2 separate regions of the Homo sapiens genome follow, and region 2 is linked to region 1. A link is a loop called in an ENCODE intact Hi-C map of the cell type or tissue named here. Cell type or tissue: mammary epithelial cell. All regions are shown on one strand. Each heading gives the region's core, and the rest is flanking DNA. Links, peaks and the distances in the headings are about the cores only.

Region 1 (8,368 bases), core at 1,883-6,882:
TACTTGTACACTAATATTCATAGCAGTACTACTTGCAATGGCAAAAGGTGGGAACAACCTAAATGTCCATCAATGGATGATAGATAAACAAGCAGTGGGGAGGGGGGATAGAGAGTGACAGTCTAATAGATACAAAGTTTTCTTTGGGGGTGATAAAAATATTTTGCCATGTTATAGAGGTGTTGGTTACATAATATTACAAACATACTAAATGTCACTTTTAAATGGTTTCTTTTATATTATGTGAATTGCACCTCAATAAAATATCTATCTGGCTGGGCTCGGTGGCTCACACCTGTAATCCCAGAACTTTGGGAGGCCGAGGCAGGTGGATCACCTGAGGTCAGGAGTTCGAGATCAGCCTGACCAACATGGTGAAACCCTGTCTTTACTAAAAATACAAAAATTAGCTGGGTGTGGTGGTGGGCACCTGTAATTCCAGCTACTTGGGAGGCTGAGGCAGGAGAATCACTTGAACCTGGGAGGCAGAGGTTGCAGTGAGCCGAGATCATGCCATTGCACTCCAGCCTGGGTGACAGAGTGAGAATCCCTCTCAAAAAATAAAATAAGATATTTGTTTAAAATTTGATTATATATTTTCTAAAAGATCTACTCTTTTGCTGTGTGGAGAGTTGCATTAGTCGGGATAAGATAGTTTTGGTGCAGTGTGATGAAATCAGGATATTAGTTTTGGACATTTAAATTTGAAATGTTATAAGCTATCATAGTGTAGCTGTTGAATAGAAAGCTGAATATACATGTGTTGGAGTTCAAGAGACAGTCAGTCTGCAGAAAAAAATCAGGAATCACAGCATTTAGATAGTGTTTAAAGGTATAGGATTAGGTGAGATCGACACTGATAGTGAAAATAGGCTGTTGTTATGAGGTCATCTTGAGTCACTTTTGGTAATTTGTATGCATATTAGTCCATTCTCACACTGCTATAAAGACATACCTTAGACTGGGTAATTTATATAAAGAAAAAGATGTTTAATTGGCTCACTGTTCTGCAGGTCTGTACAGGCTTCTGTTTCTTGGGAGGCCTCAGGAAACTTACAATCATGGAAGAGGCAAAGGGGAAGCAGGCGCATATTCACATGGCTGGCAGGAAGGAGAGAGCAATGGGGGAAGTGCTACACACTTTCAAACAAGCAGATCTTGTGAGAACTGTATCACGAGGCGGCACTAAGGGGATGGCGCTAAACCATTAGAAGCCACCCTCATGATCCCACCAGGCCCCACCTCCAACAATCAGGATTACAATTCAACATGAGATTTGGGTGGGGACACAGAGCCAAACCATATCAGTATGTGTCCCTTTCATATGGGTTATCTAATTTATAGGTGCACAATTATTCATAGTATTCTGTTATAATCCTTTTTACTTCTGTAAAGCAGTAGTAATGTATCCATTTTCGTTACTGATTTTAGTTATTTGCATCTTTTCCTTTTTATTTTCTTAGTCTAGCTAAAGGTTTGTCAATTTTGTTGCTCTTTTCAAATAATCAGTTTTTTGTTGTGTTGATTCTCTCTATTGTGTTTCTAGTCTCTATTTCATTTGTCTCTGCTCTATATTTATTATTTCATTCCTTCTGTGAGCTTTGGGTTTGGTTTGCTCTGATTTTTCTAGTTATTTAATATATTACAGTTAAGTTGCTGAGCTCTCTCTGAGTGCTGTTTTTGCTGTATCCCCTACATTTTAGTATGTTGTGTTGATGTTTTCATCCATCTCTAAGTATTTTCTATTCCTCATACTTTGGAGGTATCTATTGGTTAAGAGTGTGTTGTTTAGTTTACACATATTTATAAACTTTTCAGTTTTCCTTCTGCTATTGATTTTTAGTTTTATTCCATTGTGGTCAAAGAAGATATTTTGTATGATTTCAAGCTTTTTAACTTATTGAGTTGCTTTATTACCTAACATGTTCTATTCTGGAGCGCAGTCAAGTGCACTTGAAAAGAATGTGTATTCTTCTGTTGTTGGGTAGAGTGTTCTGTAGATGTATGTTAAGTCTAGTTAGATCTTTAGTGTTGCTGAAGTCCTCTATTTAATTATAGTTTTCTATTCATTATTTAAAGTAAGTATTCGAAGTCTCCAGCTATTATTATGGAAATATTTTGCTTTTTAATTCTGTTAATGTCTGCTTCATTTAATTTAGGGTTCTCTTGATTAATGTGCATATGTTTATAATTGTTATATCTTCTTGATTAATTGACCCCTTTATCAATGCACAATGACTTTCTTTGTCCCTTGTAATGATTTTTGACTTAAAGACTATTTTTTTCTGATATTAGTGTAGCCATCCTAGCTTTGTTTTGGTTATTATTTGCATAGAATATCTTTCTCTATCTTCCCATGTTCAACTCACTTGTGTCTTTTGATCTAAAGTGAGTTTTCCATATACAGCCTTCAGTTGGATTGTTTTCTTAATTCATTCTGCCAATCTCTGCCTTTTGATTGGAGAGTTTAATAAATTTACATTTAAAGTTATTACTGATAAGAAAGGACTTATTTCAGCCATTTTACCATTTTTTCTGCATGTTTTACACTGCATGTTTTTACATGTTTCTACATGTTTCTTCTGTTTAGTTTATTTTTTGGAGTGTACCTCTTTGATTCCTTTCTCATTTTTTTCTGTAATATATATTATATATATTAATTTCTGTAATATATATTCTGTTATATATTATATATATTACAGAAAAGTAAGATATATATTATATATTACAGAAAAGTAAGATATATATTATATATCTATTACTTTTGCATCAACTGGTGCTATTCCACTTCTGGAACTAGAAGTCCCATATAGTTCCAGAAGTGGAATAGCACCAGTTGGTGCAAGCTCATAGTAACAGCCATGGGTTTGAGCAGGCACTGCATGATACAGATGGGAACCTGTGGGGTCTAGGAAGTTGGGCTGCTGCGAGGCAGTGAGGAGGATAACATTCATTCCTGACTGTTCCTGCCTCACCCCACCCAGTCCTTCCCCACTGGGTGCTCATGACCCCACAAAAGAAGGTAGATTACAAAAAGGGACATTTTTCAGGCTTTGAGTCTCAAAGCCTAAGAAGGCCCTTAGATTCTGCCTGCCACCATCAGGTGGAGCTTCACAGGGGAGGGACTCACTGAAAGATAATCCTTGACAGACGAATAGGATTTCATGGACAAGAAAAACATGGTGGATAAGAATAAGGATTCCACCACCTCTCCTTACTTCACCACCAGCCTCCCATCAATCAGGACCCCATTACCAAGGCTAACAGGAAAAAGAGGAGTTGGGGGGAACAACGAGAGAGTAGATTTGAGCAGATCCCAAAGAGGGGGTCCTGCAAGTTGCTCGCAGGCTGAGACTGAGGGAAACATAAGAATACAGGTAAGTGTGTTGGGTCTCTGAGCAGAGGCAAGCTAAGCCTGTATCCAGGTAAGACTCTGGAGATGTAGCAGGGGTGTTCTCAAGAGAAATGATCACATCAGGCTGGGCATCGTGGCTCATGCCTGTAATCCCAGCACTTTGGGAGGCCGAGGCAGGCAGATCACTTGAGGTTAGGAGTTCGAGACCAGCCTGGCCAACATGGCAAAATGGCGTCACTACTAAAAATACAAAAATTAGCCAGGCATGGTGGTGCGCGCCTGTAGTTCTAGTTACTCGGGAGGCTGAGGTATGAGAATTGCTTGAACTCGGGAGGCAGAAGTTGCAGTGAGCCAAGATTGCACCACTGCACTCAAGCCTGGGTGACAGAGTGAGACCCTGTCAAAAAAAAAAAGAAAGGAAAGAAGGAAGGAAGGAAAGAAAAAAAAGAGAGAAAGAAAGAGAGAGGGAAAGAGGGAGAGAGGGAGGGAGGGAGGGAGGGAGGAAGGAAGGAAGGGTTGCATTGGACGTCTAAGCAGAGGGAATCTTAGGCAATCTCTCAACAGAAGAATTCCTGAGAGCCAAAATCAGCCCAGAAGGGGCAGGAAGGTAGCCAGCCAGACCCTAAGAGGTCATGAGGTCACACAACAGGGATGAAGGATGCCACCCTCCCCACTCCATGACATGCACAGACAAATGATACCAAGAAGCAGAAGCCCTCTCTTCTCCAAATTCCAGCCTCAGCTATAAGGGAAGAGAGAAGGTCCTGTGTTGGCCAAGATTAGGATTCTTGCACTTCATCAGAGTGGGGGTTGGAATTAGAATAAAAAGGATTTCTATTTCCTGCATGCCTGAGTAGTGGCTACAATTTCTGCTCATTGCTGTAGAATGCAAGACAGGTAGTAGAGGCAGATGTGAGAGGGTGGAGACAGGATGTGCACTGGAGAGAAAGACATGGCGGGGCAGACAGCACCAGTCTTCCAGACTCCGCGACCAGTGCCTCCCCAGAGTTATGCACCTCTCAAGGTTCCCACAGCCTGTTGGGGTGGGGTGAGGCAGGTAGGGATGCTCCGAGCATCTGTCAGGCTGGCATCTGGTCTCAGCTCTGAGTTGCAGAACGAGAGAGCTGCTGCCAAGACCCCCTTTTTGTTTCTTTTTTCACCTTTCCTTGACTCAACAGCAAATGAATGGATCAATGCAGTGAAATAACCAGGAAGTGACCACTCCTGGCTCATCTATCCGTTCATTCAAGGAACTGTGTCCCAGGCAGCAGTGTAGGGAGGTGCTGATTCTGCCTGGCACCACCAGGGGGAGCTTCACAGAGGAGGGATTCATTGAAAGGGGAACCTTGAAAGGTGAACAGGATTTCATGGACGAGACAGAGTAGGGTGAGTGGCTCTACATCCAGACACATGAGGAAAGGCTGTTGGGTCTGGAATCTGGACAGAAGGGCCATGGCCCATTTTCCTCTGTGTTCCCATCACCCAGTAGAGAAATCGACGGAAGGAGGACAGATGGTCAGACAGATAAATGGGTAAAGGAGTCAGTGGAGGGATGGCTGCACTATGGCTATTTCAAGCAAGGTGGAAAAGACTCAAGAAACACAAGAAGCAAGTTAAAGTCTCTAATACAGTCAGCCTAGGTGCCAACTCAACCTCATTTCAAGCTTGCCCCTCTGTGTGCAATGCCCCGCTCCATGGCTCAGTGTGATGAGCTCCAGCTGAGGCCGAGAGCCAGCGTGGTGTGGTGGACGCACAGGCCTCAGCTCAGCCCAGCCTCCCCTCCACCCCTTGCATCATCACACCCAGCCCTGCTCAACTCCGCATGGGTCTTGAACCGGCAGACTCCTTTCATATGGGCTGTCCCTCCTCCTGGAAAATCACTACCCTCTCCATGTCCACTGAACTCTGATTTACTCTTAGATCCATTTGGGGACCCAAAAGGGAGTCTACACTATATTGTATGGGTGACCCTCCCTACCACTGCCCAGCTGTTAGGGGATTGCTTCTCTGCCTTTGTAGCTGTTCTCTACTCTCCCCTCGAGAACATGCGGGGTTATTCTACTTTTCTGGGGATATTCGGCTTAGCCATAGTTCCTTGGGAAACCTTCCCTGATTCTCCCACACTGGAGGAGTTGCTACTTCCTGGGTGCTCAAAGAACAACCTGCATTTCCCACATTCAAGTGTCTATCCCACCACACCCAAGTCACATCACTCTGAGTGGCATGGCCAGGATCTGGACAGCAGCCGGTCTGAGATGAGGGCCCAGGCACTCAGCGAGTGACAGTGCTCTCTGCCTTATCTCCAAGGACCAACAGGGAGCAGGGGGCTGTATTGTCAGCTGCCCCACAGTCATCCTGCACACAAGCAACCTCTAGCCCAGTGGCTTACAGCAGGCTACAGTAAGCTGAGATCACGCCACTGTACTCCAGGCTGGGCAACAGAGTGAGACTCCATATCAAAAAAAAAAAGAAGAAAAAATAAATAATCAGTACAAAATACAATAGGTAAATAATCACAGATAAAATTTTTAATTGACTAAACCATGGATAAAGTAATAGTTCATAAAGAAAACTTGCAGAGGCAGGAGTTACATTGGCAAAATTTGACAAGAAGTTTTAAGGCCCAATGGATAAATCAAATCTTCATTGAGAGACCTATAAGAAAGGTAATTTATCCCAGTGAAGATACTTTCAGTGAAATAAAAATTAAAATGAACAACCAGATGAATGAACGAAATTGAGGCAAACCCGAGAAAGAGCACATCATTCTCAGGAGTGACCAGATGGTGGCAGCAAACACCAGTGATGGAATCAGCCCAGCCAAGGTTCTGGAAGTGTGGTCTTCCCACTAGTACCGGAAAGTGTAGAATCATCCCAGGCAAGGACAAACAACACGCTGCTGCGAACGTGTTAGAAAGGCAAATCCCTAACCCACTGAATCAGTAACTGCTAGGAATGAGGCCCAGCAATCTGCATTTTGAGAAGCTCTCCAGGTGATTCTGGTGCACACTCAGGTTTACCCCAAGAGCAGTTAAACCCTGCAGCCAAGCACAGGGCTATTTTCTCCAACATTAGCAGGTGCTACTCGAGGAGTCGATTATGTGTTTATTTTACCAAACAGTTTCTGCCTAGCCACTAAACTGCTTTTTTTGAAAGAAACAAAATGCAGGCAGCTCTCTGTGAGACTCAGGTGCCTGCTGCAGTCAACCTTGAGTCCAGTCTGAAACAGGGACGGGGGTGGTCTGAGCCCTGTGTCTGCAAGAATAGCCCTGAGGCTGGCCACCCTTGCCCCAGCTGTCCTGCTGGCCTGAGCACTGTGGCCGCCGTCTCCACCTGTCTCCTCCTTTCCTGCCTCTTGCTTCTCACACTGATTCCCTGGAGCTGCTGGTTTTCTGTTGGTCTTGTGTCTCCTCTTGGGAAGAGACCCTATAATCTACCCTGGGGAATGGGGTTTGCATTTCTGGCTGTTGGCTCCTCCCAGCCCCGGAACTGGAGGTCAAACGTTATGCACCACAGAGCTCTCTTTCCATGGGTCCCCAGCTGATAAATTAGAGGAAAAACCCAAACCGGGCCCTCCTACTCCACCAGCTCTGTCCTCGTTCCTCCCACAAAAGGCCGAGTGATACCCTCAGTCACACCCCATGAGGGTGTTCCACCTGGGGTGCCTGGAGGGAGGTGAAGAGATGATGACATGACCCCCAAAGCCTTAGAACAGAAGTCTGGATACAGCAGCTGACAGAGCATGGTCTGTGGAGGAGAACAGATCTGGCCCAGTCTCAGTCCATCACTTCCTGCAGGGTTCATCCAAGTCACCAAACGTCACCGAGACTCCATTGCTATTGAGGCCTCAGTTTGCAAATCTTTGAAATGAAGCCAAACCTACATTTCTCACAGTTCACTAAACGAGCAAGCATGTAAATGCCCAGCACAGCGAGTCACACATGGTAGGGCCCCCGTACATGGACATCCTTCCCTTCCCTCAGGAAGCAGTGAGTTTCCTGTGCCTCGCAGTTTAGGAGCAGAAAGGGCCTCCCATTTTGTCAGAAACATTGTGGAGCATAGATTACAAACTCAAATGGCTATAGGATGCAGGAGAATCACAGAAACCAGTGCAGTAGCTGGATGGGGCCCGTGAGAAACGGGAGGGTGTGTGCTGGGTCTAAAGGGATCAGCGGGGCAGTTACCGGGCTAGTATGGGGCCTAGAGTCACCAGACTTTCTTGTTTTTCAAGAGAAGCTGGAAACATGTATGTGGGTGTGAAGCCCTGGCTACAGCCCGCCACTTCTGTTCTACTCAACTGTAGCAGAGGGGACCCAGGCCCAGGTCCCTCCTGCTGTGGCCTGTTGCAGCTGGCACCTGCGAGTCTCCTGGGCTTTGCAGCTTGACTCCAGCACCACTTACAAGAGATCTAGGAGCCTCTTCTCCATCTGTAAAAGGGAGCTACTCATCGTATTGACTTCACCAGTGCAATGGCAGTTGTGAAAGGGTTTTGAGACTGCATCCATAGTGGGGTGTTCCTGTCAACCAGGGAGAGCAAAGCACATCTAATAAGGACTCCCAGGGAGGCACCATTAGAGCCCAACACAGTCAGGTTTGTTACCTTGGTGCAATGAGAGAGACTGCACAGTGCACACCCGGGAGCATGGGGCATCCCCCAAGAGGAGTAACAGGCGACTACAGGATGGGGGAAGGGTGGAGCACAGGGACAGATTTACATAAAACAGGGCTGTAGGGAAGGGCTCTGCTGAGAGATGGACCTTGGCTCCTGTGCCCCTGGAAGCTACAAAGTTAAGATCAATGTGGCAGATTGTGTCTGAGGTCCCTTACCTGGAGTTCTGCAGCCGGGTTGGAAATGGAGGCTGTTTCTCTGAGCCACAGTGAGCCCCTGACTTGGGTCCTCCAGAGACTACTGGGAGGTCCCATTCTCACTTAGGATTCCAAGCAGCCCAGTGTCTGGCTGTCTAAGATTTCAGAGAAAAAGGTTTCTCAGCACCTCATCTTCTGTGGTTCTAC
Region 2 (6,981 bases), core at 1,847-6,846, 350 kb after region 1:
ATTTCATGAAAAACCAGGAGTGTTCCAGTGATGGCAAAGAAGAAGAGAGCTCTCTCCTGTAGCCCTGACCCTGAGAATGTGTTCTCTCTCTAGTTTCAGGCTTCCTGAAGCCTGGGGAAGGGATGAAGGAGGAAAAGCAAGAGATAAGGAACCAGTATCTTCTGCTAATAAAACATTGATCAGTCCTTCTTAGGGCCTCAGAGAAAGGACTGCTTACTGCTCTTTGCAATATCACTGTTTCTGGCTTCCTAAGGTTTCCTTCCCAGCACACCACAGGACTGTGTCAGAGCTTTATCCCTCTTACTCCTGAAGTAAGCATAAAATTATGCTTTCCAGGTTTCCTAGGAATTTTAACTAGAAATAGTCACAGCAAGGCAAAAAGAGTGGCAATAAGAAGTGATGAAAAGATACAAGATCTAGAGTCAGATAGTCTTGGATTGAGATCTTTGTTCAGTCACTTACTAGTACCACCTTGGTCCAGTTGCTTCACTTCGTTAAGCCTTTATTTCCTCACCCAGAAAATGAAGCTAACAACACCTACTTCTAAGGGTTATGTGGATCAATTACAAAGCAAAAATTAGAGAAAATATTGTGTTCAGCCTCACAAAGCACTCAATATGTTATCTCCCGACATTTCCACCCAGTCTTTTTTTTTTCCACTGAGATCAGTAATTCTCCAACTTTGACTTCACACCATTTACATTTACTCTCATCAGCAACATTATTCAGTACCCAGTATATTTTAATCAGCAAGTCATTCAATTAATAGCTATAGATACAGCCAAAAGGCACAAAACGCAATAAAATTCACCTGCATGTCAAAGGAACATTCCACTTTCACAAAAAGTCTATAGCAACACATCTGGATAAACCTGCGTCATCACAATGTGAATAACATGCTGAGTTCTGCCAATATGCAGGTTTGCAGATTTTTTTTTTCTTTTTTCAGAAGTGGGGTCTCGCTATGTTGCTCAGGCTGGACGGGAACTCCCGGGCTCAAGTGATCCTCTTGCCTTAGCCTCCCAAGTAGCTGGGACTACAGGTGCATGCCCAGCAAAATTAGCGATTTCAGTCAATACAAGAAATATATCCAGGAAGATAAAGAATATAAAATTTAAAGATACTGAATAAATATCCATTTCGCTACCCCGCCTACTTGTCCTAAGATAATTATATATAAAAATTTAAATACCAAGTTCCTAAAGGAATCCCAAAAATTCAAACAATGGGCTTTTGATACAAATATAGTCTTCGAACATTCTGTTAATTGGTGTCCTGTGCCAGGTATACAGAAAACATTTAAACATGCGAAATACAGCCCCAAGTATTCATTTGGTACCTCTTCTGCAGAAATCTTAATTAAGATCCAACCAGTGAGGACTGACTGCCCTCACCCCTATTTGCAACTAACTCCTCCTCCTTTACATGCAAATAAGGTTAATGAAACCACAAATTATCCAGTCACAGAAGCTGAAGTACACCTGAACGTATACCTGAAGTTCACCTTCAGTTCTCTCTCCCCTATACCAAGTTCTCTGAAATCTACATCCTAAATTTTAAATCCATCCCTTCCTCATACCCTTTAAACACATCGCTTACTAGACAACTGCCATTTGTTTCTTGCAACTAGTCTCCCTGTCTACAGCCTTGACTATCCAGTGTTCTACAAACTACAAATGACCAGTCATTTTTCAATGAAATAACACAGACAATATAAGAATGCATCACACATAGTAAGGTTAAGTATTATTTCATGAAACATTTATTTCAGTTATAAATATGGCTTATTTGCCAGGTTACATATATTTCTTACTCTGTGTACTGGATAAAATTTATGCTGTGGGTTGCAGTTAGAAAAGTCCAAAAGCCACTTTTCTAAAATATTAACCAAATGGTATTCCCACGCTTAAAAGCTTTTTAGTGGTTTCTCCATTAACCACAGAATAAGGTTGAAATTCCTTAAAATGGAATTTGAGTTTCTTCATAAGCTCCTGTCTGCCACCCAGCCTCATCAGACACTCCTCTGTCATCTTATGCTCCAGTCTTACCAACTTTTGCATGTCTTATTTCCTCTGCATGTATAATTCTTTCTCCTCTTGATTTATACAGCAAATCTTCCTCATCCTTCAAGGCCTAGTGCAAGTCTACTTGGTACTGCCCCTAAGTATGAAGACATCTAAGTGTAGACTCTTCACCAGAGAACTGCCCGAGCTCTGCCCAGCCTCTTACACTGTTAACGAATGCATCCTTTTTGAAATGATCTCCTTTGTCTGACACAACACAAGCCAGGCTTTCCTCCCACCTCTACAGCCGCTTCTCTTCAGTCTACTCTTAAACTTTGGTGTTCCTAAGGCATCTGCCCTAGGTCACCTTTACTTTCTCTACATGTTTATGTTATCTATGCCCATAGCATCCATTATAATGTTTATGCCACGAACTCCCCAATCTACTTCTCCAGCACAGAAATATTTCTTCTCAAGTATCCCATTCTTTCATGAATCCATCCCCTTCCCTATTGCCAGCATCCAGGCCTAAGCTACAATTATTTCCAACCTAGATTAACTCCTTAACTGAGTCTTGATGCTCCACTTGAGTTCCTTTTCAATCCATTCTTTATTTTCCACACACCAGCCACACAGACTTTTCAACAAATAAATAAGTCTAATCAAGTCACTCCCCTACTAAAAACCCTTGAGTAGCTTATCAATGCCCTTAGAGTTCAAAATCCTTAGCAATGTCTACATATCCAATTTGATCTGACTTTTCTGTACCACCCTGCAGCCTCATCTCTCACACTCTCTTGCGTTCACTCTATATATCAATTGCACTCCTGTTTTTGTTTTGTTTTGTTTTGTTTTGTTTGAGGCGGAGTTTCGCTCTTGTTGCCCAGGCTGGAGTGCAATGGTGCCCTCTCGGCTCACTGCAACCTCCGCCTCCCGGATGCCAGCGATTCTCCTGCCTCACCTGCCTCAGCCTCCCGAGTAGCTGGGATTACAGTTGCCCGCCACCACGCTAGGCTAATTTTTTGTATTTTTAGCAGAGACGGGGTTTCACCATATTGGTAAGGCTGGTCTTGAGCTCCTGACCTCAGGTGATCCACCCGCCCCAGCCTCCCAAAGCTCAGGGATTACAGGCAAAACCACCGCGCCCGGCCTCGGTTGCACTCCTGAAACACTTCTTACTTCCTCTTCATCTAACTCCTACTCATTCTACAGTCCTCAGAATAAGCATCTCATCTTCTGGAGGACTATTTTCGATTCCATAAATTCAGTTAGGTAAAACAATCTGTCATTCATCTATCAGAACATCCATTACCTTTTATTATATTAACTTTTGCTATCGTCTATCTCTCCAGATAGATTTTAAGGTATGAAGGCAGAGGCCAAGTTTCTCTCGTTCAACACTGTATACCAGGGACGGGTACAATGCCAGCTTAAACTAATAGCTCTGCACCCTGGGACCCAGAATCTGAACAAGTGAAGTTGTTTTCTTCCTATCTAGAGGCTGAAGCGCCCTACTGTTTTACATACACAATTAGATCTCCTTGACGACTAAGGCAATTTCTCAATCAAACCTGAAGAAGCAAACAGGTGGTGGAGTCTCCTGCCATTTTCCGCCCTGTGAGTGACTGCTCATCAGAGTTTCTCACATCAATCGCACTGGGAAAAATGCGGCCCCATTCACCCACTAGTGGCTTTGGTAGCTCAGCAAGTGGACCTCAAGAGTGACGATGCACACAAGACCAGAAAGGAGTGACTGGAGCCCCTGGGTCCTCAGACTGAGACCAGAAGGTTCGGGCCGAGGCGAAGGACAAAGATTTTTATTTTCCCACGTACCAAGCGAGGTGGCGCTGCCTCTGTGCTGTCCCGCCCGCCCTGGGACGCAGGCTGGCGAGGACGGTGGGACCCTGAACTGCACGTGAGCGTCCTTGGGGTCGAGGACGCGCCTCTGCCTGCTGGGAAAGCTCCGGGCGTCCGAAGCAGCCGGCGAAGTTGTAGCGGCGCCCCAGCGGGGTCGCTTGGTGCAGGGTTCACAGCCGGGGCCCGCATTCATGCTGGGACCAGCAGCGCACTGTCCCCGGGCCGGCCCGGGCGGAGAGCCTCATTCACTAACCCTGAGAGAGATGGACTGCGCCTCCTTCTCAGCGCCTGCCTGCACCATTCCCTCTCTGCCGCTGCCTGCTTCTGCAATTGCTGATCCGCCGGCCTCCCAAGTCAGGCCGTAAACACTCGCCTGCCTTCCCTCTTCCACTGGCACCCCACCTGCCTCAATGCGCCGCTTTGATTCGGGATTCGTTCACTTTCCCACCACCGGAAAGCTGCCGTCAGGCGCTTCCGGCTTCCGGGGCGCACACTGCCGCAAAGCGGAAGTGTGGCGCTTAACGGGAACCGGCGCCCGGAATGTCAGCGTGTGAAGTAGGCGCTGGCAACGCGGGGTTACCCGCTGTTATTGAGGAGTAACGGCCCAGCGGACCACCCAGGCTTGAGGCAGCGGCGGGAACCACTCGGTTTGCTGCGATACCATGGAAGGAGGCGGGGGAAGCGGCGACAAAACCACAGGGGTATTGGCCGGCTTTTTCGGAGCCGGCGAAGCAGGTTACTCGCACGCGGATTTGGCTGGCGTCCCGCGTAAGTATGGGGCCTAGCTTGCGATTATTTCTGACTGGTTCTTGCGTTTACACTAAAGTTGCGCGTCCCATGTTTTATGTTGTTGGTTTTTTTTTCCTTGCTGGCGTTTACAAGCTTAAGTACCAGTGGTGGGGTTAGTGTATCTGCATGGCTGCTCTTTCAAGATAGAAAGGCCTAAAAAAGGGCCACGGATCTCCTGGGGAAGCTGTCCGTGATTGACCTGGACTCGCGAGATGATGCATGTTTTCTTAGGTTTATATCCAAGCCTCGTACGTTTTGTGTGTGGTGGGCCGTGTGATTGACCCTTAAGAGTAGAGCCCAGCTTTGGGAGTAAATGTATTCCAAATAGCAAGCCCGTAGTTAACTTTTTAGTACACAGTGACATATTCTGAGCCTCCAAGTAGCCGTAAGGGCAGAATATTCAGTAATATTGCATGTAAGTGAGAAATAAATATGACTTGGGACAGGCTAGGAAACCTTCTTTAGGAGCTAGGAAGTAAGCTGAACTTTAAAGGTGATATATAGACATGAAGAAAGAAGCCAGGTAAGAATTATAGGAAAGGAAATAGGCAACATCAAGGTATACAGAGGCATAAATATCTTGCCTTTGCCTCTCCTCGGTCTTGTGAATATGTTTTCCAGAACTTTGGTACTTTGTAACTGTGGTTGTTCAACTAGATAAATAGAACTTGGACCTAAAGATAGGCAGTTGGTCGTGGATAAAGCCTTTACGAAAGTACTTTCTTTTTAGAGAATCCTTGTAATATTTCTCTAGGTATTTTATACTAAGGAACAACAACAACGAAATATGTTCAGACTGACTCTAGTGCAAAAAAATATAAAAGACCTTTCATTTCCCTGGTGTCACCTTTGTCAAAAAACTGAATCTACAACACATGGTGTTTTGTTTCGTTTTTTTTTTGTTTGTTTTTAGAGTCAGGACCTCGTTCTGTCACCCATGTTGGGGTGCGGTGGCATGATTATAGTTCACTGAAGCCTGGCACTCCTGAGCTCAAACAATCCTCCCCTCTAAGCCTCCTAAGTAGCTGGGAATCTAGGTACGTACCACCACACCTGGCTAATTTTTAAAATTTTTTTTTTGACTTATTGTGGAGATGGGGTCTCCCTGTGTTGTCCAAGCTGGTCTCAAACTCTCGAACTCAGGCCATCCTCCTGTCTCGGCCTCCCAAAATGCTGGGATTCCTAGGCCTGAGCTACTACTTTACCTGTTTAGAACACAGTTTCATATTAATCTTAGTATTTCTGAGTTTCAGAGCACAAAGGGCATATACACTTCCTTAATGTGACAATATTGTTAAATTAATTTGATTAAGATTTGAAGGTAAATTGGGGGACCAGGGAATGAACACCATTTACTGAGCTTTTACAGTGTGCTAGCTACTTTTCTGGGGGCAGGACTATAGTGGTTTTTGTGGGTTTTTTTTTTTTTTTTTTTTTTTGAAAAGAGGACCCTTGCGCTCACAGAGCTTACATAATACTGAGGTAAACCAACAAACATAAATTAAAACATTGCCTTTAGTGATAAGTGCTGTAAAGGGAATAAAGCAGAGTCATGAGATTGTGATGGAAGCAGGATGCCATTTTAGAGCGGATTAGGGAAAACATCTCAAGGGAGTTGACATTTGAGCTGTGACCCAAATACAGTACAAATGCTTGGGAGGCAAGTATCCAGGAAAATAGCTAGTGCAAATGTCCTGAAACAAAACAAATTTGGCATGTTTAAGGAACAGCTCTTAGGCCAGTCTGTCTTCGTAGTTACAAGGGAGTTGGATCAATTGAAGCTTGTGAAATCAGAGAGGTAGGGAATGACAGCTAATGTAGGATTTTGTAAGTTATGGTAAGGAGTTTCGATTTTCTTAAGAAAAATCACGTAGTTGCTATGTAGACAGTGAATTGAAGGGGTAAGAGAAAGCAAGGAGTTAGGAAATTGTTGCTGTGAGATATGATGGTTGGACTAGGATGGTAGCAATAGAGAAGATAAGTAACACAATTCAAAATGGGTATTAAAAATAGAACAAGCAGGACTCCTAATTGATGAAAAGATAGAGGCATGGGTGATGCATAGGTTTGTAAATAACTGCTGAGATACAGAAGGATCCAAAGATGATAGGTTTTACTGTTTTCAATGTTAGTGAATTCAGGTCTGGCCCTCTCAAAGTTTGTGTTTTCTTTTGCACAGACCCACATACCTGTGGTAATGACCCAAGGATTCTCAACCTTGCCACAGTAAATCAATCGTTAATAGTAATATGTGAAGGAACTGCCTTGAAATAGTTAGATACAACATGTACACAGTCAGAAAACCCAACCCAACCACTGTTTTTCCCATGGA

The links. Peaks named below come from ENCODE experiments on the same cell type or tissue, not always from the same donor. Only the 100,000 strongest peaks of a DNase experiment are listed, where the experiment ranks them.
Region 2: a loop joins it to region 1, with 9 times the contacts of the local background. A loop is called at or near these places in 3 of 110 quality-filtered maps.

What each region holds. Positions count from the first base shown.
Region 1 is chr10:49,588,573-49,596,940 of GRCh38, forward strand. No RefSeq gene overlaps it. Among named protein-coding and RNA genes, the nearest start is that of SLC18A3, 18 kb to the right of the region's middle. RefSeq lists enhancers at 4,553-5,054, 5,055-5,554, 6,163-6,664, 6,665-7,164. In mammary epithelial cell, for the core only: CTCF peaks have their summits at 3,104, 4,657 (motif pointing right) and 6,143 (motif pointing right); a DNase peak (open chromatin) is centred at 4,649.
Region 2 is chr10:49,937,673-49,944,653 of GRCh38, forward strand. It overlaps PARG (poly(ADP-ribose) glycohydrolase), which reads right to left and starts at 4,355. Exons shown (of 18, transcript NM_003631.5): 1 at 3,837-4,355. The coding sequence starts at 4,053. It overlaps TIMM23B (translocase of inner mitochondrial membrane 23 homolog B), which reads left to right and starts at 4,381. Exons shown (of 7, transcript NM_001290117.2): 1 at 4,381-4,628. The coding sequence starts at 4,523. TIMM23B-AGAP6 (TIMM23B-AGAP6 readthrough (NMD candidate)) reads left to right here and starts at 4,381. Exons shown (of 17, transcript NR_158661.1): 1 at 4,381-4,628; 2 at 5,563-5,686. RefSeq lists an enhancer at 4,196-4,265. In mammary epithelial cell, for the core only: no CTCF peak of the experiment used is centred there; a DNase peak (open chromatin) is centred at 4,359; H3K4me3 peaks cover 2,244 bases; H3K27ac peaks cover 2,350 bases.